Regions from separate parts of the Homo sapiens genome. Here region 1 is linked to region 2. A link is a contact called in ENCODE Hi-C or POLR2A ChIA-PET data. All regions are on one chromosome and are shown on one strand. The core of a region is the stretch at or near the end of the contact, and the rest is flanking DNA. Distances in the headings are between cores, read along the strand shown. Region 1 overlaps SPOPL (speckle type BTB/POZ protein like). Region 2 has its middle 27 kb from the start of SPOPL-DT.

The links. Hi-C counts contacts between places; a loop is a spot of excess contacts on that map. ChIA-PET counts read pairs that join two places held with the same protein, here RNA polymerase II (POLR2A). Pooled maps may share reads with other maps.
Region 1: a loop to region 2 is called in a map with no recorded cell type, with 4 times the contacts of the local background. The contact joins two enhancer-like sites. A Hi-C loop is called at or near these places in 1 of 168 maps with a recorded cell type or tissue (B cell), 3 of 37 single-sample maps with no recorded cell type and 3 of 50 pooled maps. POLR2A ChIA-PET finds 5 or more read pairs at or near these places in 2 of 52 experiments (activated T-cell and naive thymus-derived CD4-positive, alpha-beta T cell).

What each region holds. Positions count from the first base shown.
Region 1 is chr2:138,521,695-138,525,226 of GRCh38, forward strand. The region is part of intron 1 of SPOPL (speckle type BTB/POZ protein like); the gene reads left to right. Among named protein-coding and RNA genes, the nearest start is that of SPOPL, 22 kb to the left of the region's middle. RefSeq lists enhancers at 2,426-2,475, 2,486-2,575. Within about 2 kb of position 2,102, at least 2 of the 41 ENCODE cell types and tissues checked have a DNase peak (open chromatin) inside an H3K27ac peak, as active enhancers do.
Region 2 is chr2:138,473,076-138,476,987 of GRCh38, forward strand. No RefSeq gene overlaps it. Among named protein-coding and RNA genes, the nearest start is that of SPOPL-DT, 27 kb to the right of the region's middle. Within about 2 kb of position 2,381, at least 3 of the 41 ENCODE cell types and tissues checked have a DNase peak (open chromatin) inside an H3K27ac peak, as active enhancers do.

The sequences.
Region 1 (3,532 bases), core at 852-3,351, 48 kb after region 2:
ATATCTGGAAGTCTTTACCCTTGTAAACTTTTCATGTATCTATAAAATGTAATTAAAACTACCTCCTTGCTTTCAGTGTTGGAGAATGTTGTGGATTTCAAAAGAGATTCCCTAACATTGGAATAAGACCCCCCAAAAAAGAAGTTGAAAGTAAGCCAGTTCCTTAGCATAGTACCCAAGTAAAATGGAAGACTTATTCAGAGATGGAGGACAAATGAACACCTGGGGGAATGATGATGAGTTTTTTGTGTGTGTTAGCGGTATTGACAGCTTCCTAGTTCAGCCTTCAGACTAGAACAGAGGTTCTTAGTGTGAGATCCCAGGACGACCTGAGACTTTGTTAGAAATGCAAATTTGGGAAGCTGACCCGGACCCGCTGAACCCTTAACACCCGGATTGAAGCCCAGCATTTTGTTTTAACAGGCCCTCCAAGGTAATTCTACTGCACACTTAACTTTGAGACTTACTGCCCTAGAAAAACAGAAAGCCTTAAGGTCTACCATTGTAATCACTTGAGGGGGGATTGTTGCTTTAGGACCACATGAAATTGCCAATATTCTGCCTTTGACATACAAAAATGTCAGTGTCATGTAATTCAACCTGATACAATTGACTGAAAAAACCTGTCAGACTTTGAAGGGAGGTTGCCTTTTGCTTGGGGCAGAGAGCTCACACTACAGAATAGCTATTTCACTTATGCCTCAAGGACCCAGGTAAGTAAACTATAAGGTAAATGAAGGTATTTGTTCACCCCCACCCTTTTTTTTAAAACTGGGGTCCTGTGTAAATATATTACCAACGCCAGTTACTTCAGTGTACACATCCCTCCCTTCCTTTCCCCCAGCTCTGTTGGCTTCCCCTTTAAATAGAAATATATATAACTAAGAAGAAGGAATATTTTTTCCTGTCCTTAGCCAATTTTTTTTTCTTGAAGGTTCAGCTGTTGCCATTACTGCATCTTTAACCACCCCCTCTTCTTGCCCCTGCACATTCTTTTCTATAGCAGTGGTGTCCAGCTCTGCCACTTAGTCTAATCAGTCTTCTGAAAGACACAGCTGTTTCTATTTCAGAGACGAGCCTATCCATTTAGTACACATTTTAGTCAACTTTAAGTAAACTGGTTTTGAGTAATTAAAACTACAAGATGGACTTTCTGTTTTCACGTGTAGGTCAAAATTAGCTATTCCATTAATTCTCTCAAAACACGTAACTAGCCCCCTTCCTTTTTCATTTTATTTTTAAACCAACACTGAGTGTTGTGCTAGGCTTTGCCTTACAGAAATTAATAAACTAGAGATGATATTATACTTAGGTAATACCACAGCCATGCACATAAACTCTATAGTAAAAGACAATAAATGAAGTAGACTAATGAGGGTGTATATTAGTCCGTTTTCACACTGCCTATAAAGACATACCTGAGACCGGGCAGTTTACAAAAGAAAGGTTTAGTTGGACTTACAGTTCCACGTGGCTGGGGAAGCCTCACAATCGTGGCAGAAGGCACATCTCACATGACAGCAGACAAGAGAAGAGAGCTTGTGCAGGGAAATTCCCGTTTTTAAAACCATGAGATCTCATGAGACTTACTGTCACAAGAACATCACGAAAAACACCCACCCCCATGATTTAGTCATCTCCCACCAGGTCCCTGCCACAACACATGGGAATTATGGGAGCTATAAGATGAGATTTGTGTGAGGACACAGAGCCAAACCATATCATTCTGCCCCTGGCCCCTCTCAAATCTCGTATCTTCACATTTCAAAACCAATCATGCCTTTCCAACTGGTTTTGAGTAGTTAACCCCCAAAGTCTCAACTCAAAAGTCCACAGTCCAAAGTCTTATCTGAGACAAGTCCCTTCCACCTGTGAGCCTGTAAAATCAAAAGCAAGTTAGTTACCTCCTAGATACAGTGGGGGTACAGGCATTGGGTAAATATAGCTGTTCCAAATGGGAGAAATTGGCCAAAACAAAGGGGCTCCAGGCCCCCATGCAAATTCAAAATCCAGCAGGGCAGTCAAATCTTAAAGCTTCAAAATGATCTCCTTTGACTCCATGTCTTGAATCCAGGCCATGCTGATGCAACATCCTTTGGTCTCAAGCAGTTCTGCCCCTGTGGTTTTGCAGGGTACAGCCTCCCTCCTGACTGCTTTCACAGGCTGTTGTTGAGTGTCTGCGGGTTTTCCAGGCGCACGGTACAAACTGTCAGTGGATCTACCATTCTGGGGTCTGGAGGATGGTGGCCCTCTTCTCACAGCTCCACTGAGAGGTGACCCAGTAGGATTCTGTTGGGGGAGGGCTCTGACCCCACATTTTCCTTCCTCACTGCCCTAGCAGAGGTTCTCCATGAGAGCCCCACCCCTGCAGCAAACTTTTGCCTGGGCATTCAGGTGTTTCTATACATCTTCTGAAATCTAAGCAGAGGTTCCCAAACTTCAATTCTTGACTTCTGTGCACCTGCAGGCTCAACACCACATGGAAGCTGCCAAGACTTGAGGCTTCCACCCTCTGAGGCCACAGCCTGAGCTGTACCTTGACCCCGTTTAGTCACAGCTGGAGCGGCTGGGACCCAGAGCACCAAGTCCCTAGACTGCATAGGGCAGAGGGACCCTGGGCCCAGCCCATGAAACCATTTTTTCCTTCTGAACCTCCAGGCCTGAGATGGGAGGGGCTGCTGCAAAGGTCTCTGACATGCCCTGGAGACATTTTCCACATTGTCTTGGAATTAACATTTGACTCCTCATTACTTATGCAAATTTCTGCAGCTGACTTGAACTTCTCCTCAGAAAATGGGATTTTCTTTCCTATCACATTGTCAGGCTGCAAATTTTCCAAACATTTATACTCTTTCCCTTATAAAACTGAATGCCTTTAACAGCACCCAGGTCACCTCTTCAATGGTTTGCTGCTTAGAAATTTTTTCCACCAGATACCCTAAGTCATCTCTCTCAACTTCCAAGTTCCACAAATCTCTAGGGAGGGGCAGAATGCCACCAGTATCTTTGCTAAAACGTAACAAGACCCACCTTTGCTGTAGTTCCTAACACATTCCTCATCTCCATCTGAGACCACCTCAGCCTGGATTTCATTGTCCATATCATTATTAGCATTTTGGTCAAAGCCATTCAACATGTCTCTAGGGAATTCCAAACTCCCTATCTTCCTGTCTCCTTCTGAGCCCTCCAGACTGTTCCAGTCTCTGCCTGTTACCCAGTTCCAAATTCCCACATTTTCCTGCCTCCTTCTGAGCCCTCCAGACCGTTCCAGTCTCTGCCTGTTACCCAGTTCCAAAGCCACTTCCACATTTTTGGGTATCTTTTCAGCAGTGCCCCACTCTACTGGTACCAGTTTACTATATTAATCCGTTTTCATGCTGCTGATAAAGACATACCTGAGACCAGGCAATTTGCAAAAGAAAGGTTTAATTGGACTTACAGTTCCACGTGGCTGGGGAAGCCTCACAATCATGGCAGAAGGCAAAAGGCATGTCTCACATGGTGGCAGACAAGAGAAGAGAGCTTGTGCAGG
Region 2 (3,912 bases), core at 1,131-3,630:
CTCAGTTATTTTTACATTGCTCTTTTCCTTGTCCCCCCTTTACAAAACCCACTGTTCTGCCATTGCCCAGTGGGAGCTTTACTCTATCTTGAAGAATAGAAGCTGCCCCAATTCATGAGCCACAGATAAAAACCAATTCTATCTATAACTAAATTTGTTGTAATTTTGTCTTTTGACAATTTTATATGGCGAAAATAGCCATTGTGCTAAGTGAATAACCAAAATGTTCTTGTAAATAACATAAATTTGTGGTTTCCTAGTATACTCTGCAGAGCTCTGGGATTCTCTAGATGTACTTCACTGACCACTGTGATATGAGGAGGCAGCTAAACTCATGTCAGTCTGCGCATCCCATATCCTTCAAGCTGAGCAACTCTGTCCTAATCCTTTTTCTTTTTATTTATTTATTGAGACAGGGTCTCACTCTGTCATCTAGACTGGAGTGCAGTGGCTCCATCACAGCTCACTGCAGCCTCGACCTCCTGGGATCAAGTAATCGTCCTGCCTCAGCCTCCTGAGTAGCTGGGACTACAGGCATGTGCCACCACACTCAGCTAATTTTTGTATGATTTTAGACGTGGGGTCTCCCTATGTTGCCCAGGCTAGTCTCAAACATCTAGTTTCAAGCAATCCTCCTGCCTCAGCCTCCCAAAGTGCTGGGATTATGGGCAAGAGACACTGCACCTGGCCCTTGTCTGTTTTATATAGTGGGTTTCTACACAAGATTGTGTGTAAATGTGTTTTATAGCAAAAAAAATAGTTTGACAATTAGTAACATTGACCCAGCTGCTAATTGACAGTGAATATTTCACTTCAGTGACTCTACTTGTTTGTTGACAAAGCTACTACTGAGCAGGGGCAGTGATATTGTCAAGTCCTGTTTGTGTGTGTGTGTGTGTGTGTGTGTGTGTGTGTGTGTGTACAAATATTTTTAAATGCTTACCAATGGTTCAATACTGAATAAAGCCTATGTACTCCCAATGATTACTGTCCAAAATAGCATTATGCAAAGTACTTAACTGAGCTTCCACCTTATGATTCTAAAAGCTAAGCAAAAATGCTTGTCACTCTTTTGAAGATATGGGTTATAATTATTGGAGAAGCACGTTCACATGCAGTTTGACTCTTCTCCACGTTGGAGTAATTACCCTGCATTGTAGCTGGACTCAGGGGATTTTGAATGTAGTAATGAATTGCTGCGAACCTTCCAAGAAATACAGAACCATATGTCTCAGGAAATGGGTTGGAGGCTGTAGCTATAGATAAGAACGTGGGAAGGGAATGCTAGTACTTCTAAAGACAACTGTGTAAGGTTATGAATTGAAATTCATTGCTAATGTGGATGAAGCTGGAATGTATTTTTCCCATGATGTTTAGTGTGGAATTTGTCATAGTAGCAGGAAATTGGATGCTAAACTTTTAAGTTGCTTTCCAGTGATTAAAGAACAGAATGTCCAGATTCTTAGAATCTCCATACTAGAAGTTCAAATTTACATGTAGCTTATGTTATCTGGATGGCTACAATTATAAACTCTCAGAAGCTTAGGCCAGATCATAAAAAGGCCAAAATATGAGAATGAAACCACTGAGAATTAAAATACAGAAGTTGAAAGTCACCAACTGTAGAAGTTTCATATTCAAGAGATATTTTCTTTTTCCTGAGGAGACATTTTCTTTTTCCTGAGGAGATCAAAATCCAGTCAAATAATCAAATGTAAATAAAAAATATAACAATCAATCAAATCCATCTGTAGAAAGGATGGGATGTGTTTATAGAAGCCCAGTAATTCAAACCGAAGCTAGAAAAGGTGGTATCAAAACTAAAGATTTATAAAAATTTGTACTATCCAAGAAGAAGAGAGACTATATCTAGGTCACCTGAGGTAAATTCTATCAATAAATAAGGGTGGTTCACCAAGCTTACAGCCTGCTAAGACAATATTCCAGATCTCAAGCTTTCTTACAGACAGGAGACAATCTTTCAGATTTCAAGAAAGAAAGAATAGATAAAATAGACATCTACAGTCAGTTGACTTTAAGTAAAAGAGATAATCCTATATCATCTGAGTGGCCCTAATTCAATCAGTTGAAAAGCTTTACAGCAGAATGGTTTCCTGGAAGAAGAAATTCTACCTATCAGCTTCAGCTTGATACATTTTGGACTTGTCTAACCAGCTCCCACAACTGCAGCCTGGGTGACAGAGTGAGACCCTGACTCAAAAAAAAAAAAAAAAATCCTTAGTGTATATTGCCTATTAGTTCTGTTTCTCTGGTTGAACTCTGACTGAACTTCTCCATTAGTTGCCTGACAAAGGCAAAGTCTTCATCAAAAAGAAGTAAATAAAGAAAGAGGAAGACTAGTGTCAAGCAAACAGAGGATTAAATTTAAAGGAGTGATAAAGGGAATCCCCCGATGATGGTAACTGACTAAAAATCCCTGGGACAACACTTGTGAACCGTATTCAATAGGCTGTCTAACGTCCACAAGGTAAACAGGAACAGATACTTGCAAAGTGAAGTTTACTCACACGTGTCAGATTAGTGGAAGTTAGTAGCTTGAGAGGAAGACAAAAGTCAGAAAGAATTTAAAACATTATTGACAGTAATTCTTAGTGACTAAGACAAAAGTTGCCCAGCAGTTCATTGGTGGAACCACAGAAGTCTGTCTGGAGTTCACTGTAAGCCCAGGAAGCAGGGACATCAATGAGACTGTTCTGGAGCCTTGCATGTGCCATAATTATGCTTTTGCCTGAGATTACTATTAATATAAACTTCACATTCCAAAGAAGAATCTACTCTCCATTACAAAAGCCCAAGGTAAAGAAAGTCTGAGCAATGAACGCTTCACCATGGTTTCTTGTATTAGAGAAAATGAAGGTTTCTGAATAGCATTTAAAAAATGATCATGGAAATATGCCAGGAAGGAAAAGGTTTCCAGGAGGCAAAGGGGAATTAAAACATGTGTTGATAGAAAAATGTGTTTAGTTGATAGAAAGAAATTCAGAACTATTCAGGTTGTGCTGTGGAGAATAAAACTTTCGTACCAGAGTGACAACTTTGATATCTCTCAACTATCAGAGTCTATAAAGTAAAATCATGTTATTTAGATATCAGCATCATGTTTTTGGCTCAACTTAGTCAAAGACTAAATTTAATGCAACTTTAGATGTAAATTAGATTGTTAGGGAAAGGAATGCCTTCTGAAGTTCTGGGTAGTCCAGAAACCATCAAGTAATGAAATTAAGCAAGGAATTAAGAGCAGTGCATTCTATTAGACCTCAGGTAGGTTTATGAAATTTCATTTAGGTGAGTCATAGATGCAGAAGTGCATGAACAAGTTATAGATAGTAGTTATGGCTCTCAAGGATCAAACAAGCAGTGGCTTCAGGGCTTTAAAGATATTTCTTGTACATCATGATCTGAGGATTCTAATGAAAGAATTGGAGATACAATGCCTTATTCTTTAGTGTATTTTGTCTTACAGTAATAAAAACAAATGCATTTATATGTGTATATATGGATAAGCACTATAGTATTACAAATTAGGCAGACTGAGACATGAGGCATCCTGGTACCTTCGCAATTTGTATCAATAAGAAAGGAGCAGAAGCTGAGACTTTGAAGAACATAAGACCTGCCAATCTTGAACAGCTAGCTTCTGGGGGACTAGCCAGGAATTCCAATGCCCAAAAATCAAAAGATATGGAAGCCCAATGCTGAGTAACTAAGGGTCCCCATCAGTCAGGTAGGGAAAGCATCAGAAATCCATCTGATGTTGATTATAACTCTTGTCACAGCAAGCTTCTTGCCAGGAGCCAGGATCCACAGGAGAGAGGCTTGATACAAGCCACATAGGGAGTTGGAGTCACAGCCAAGCGAATTGCAGCTTGAGGAGTATCTCAAGCCCAGCAA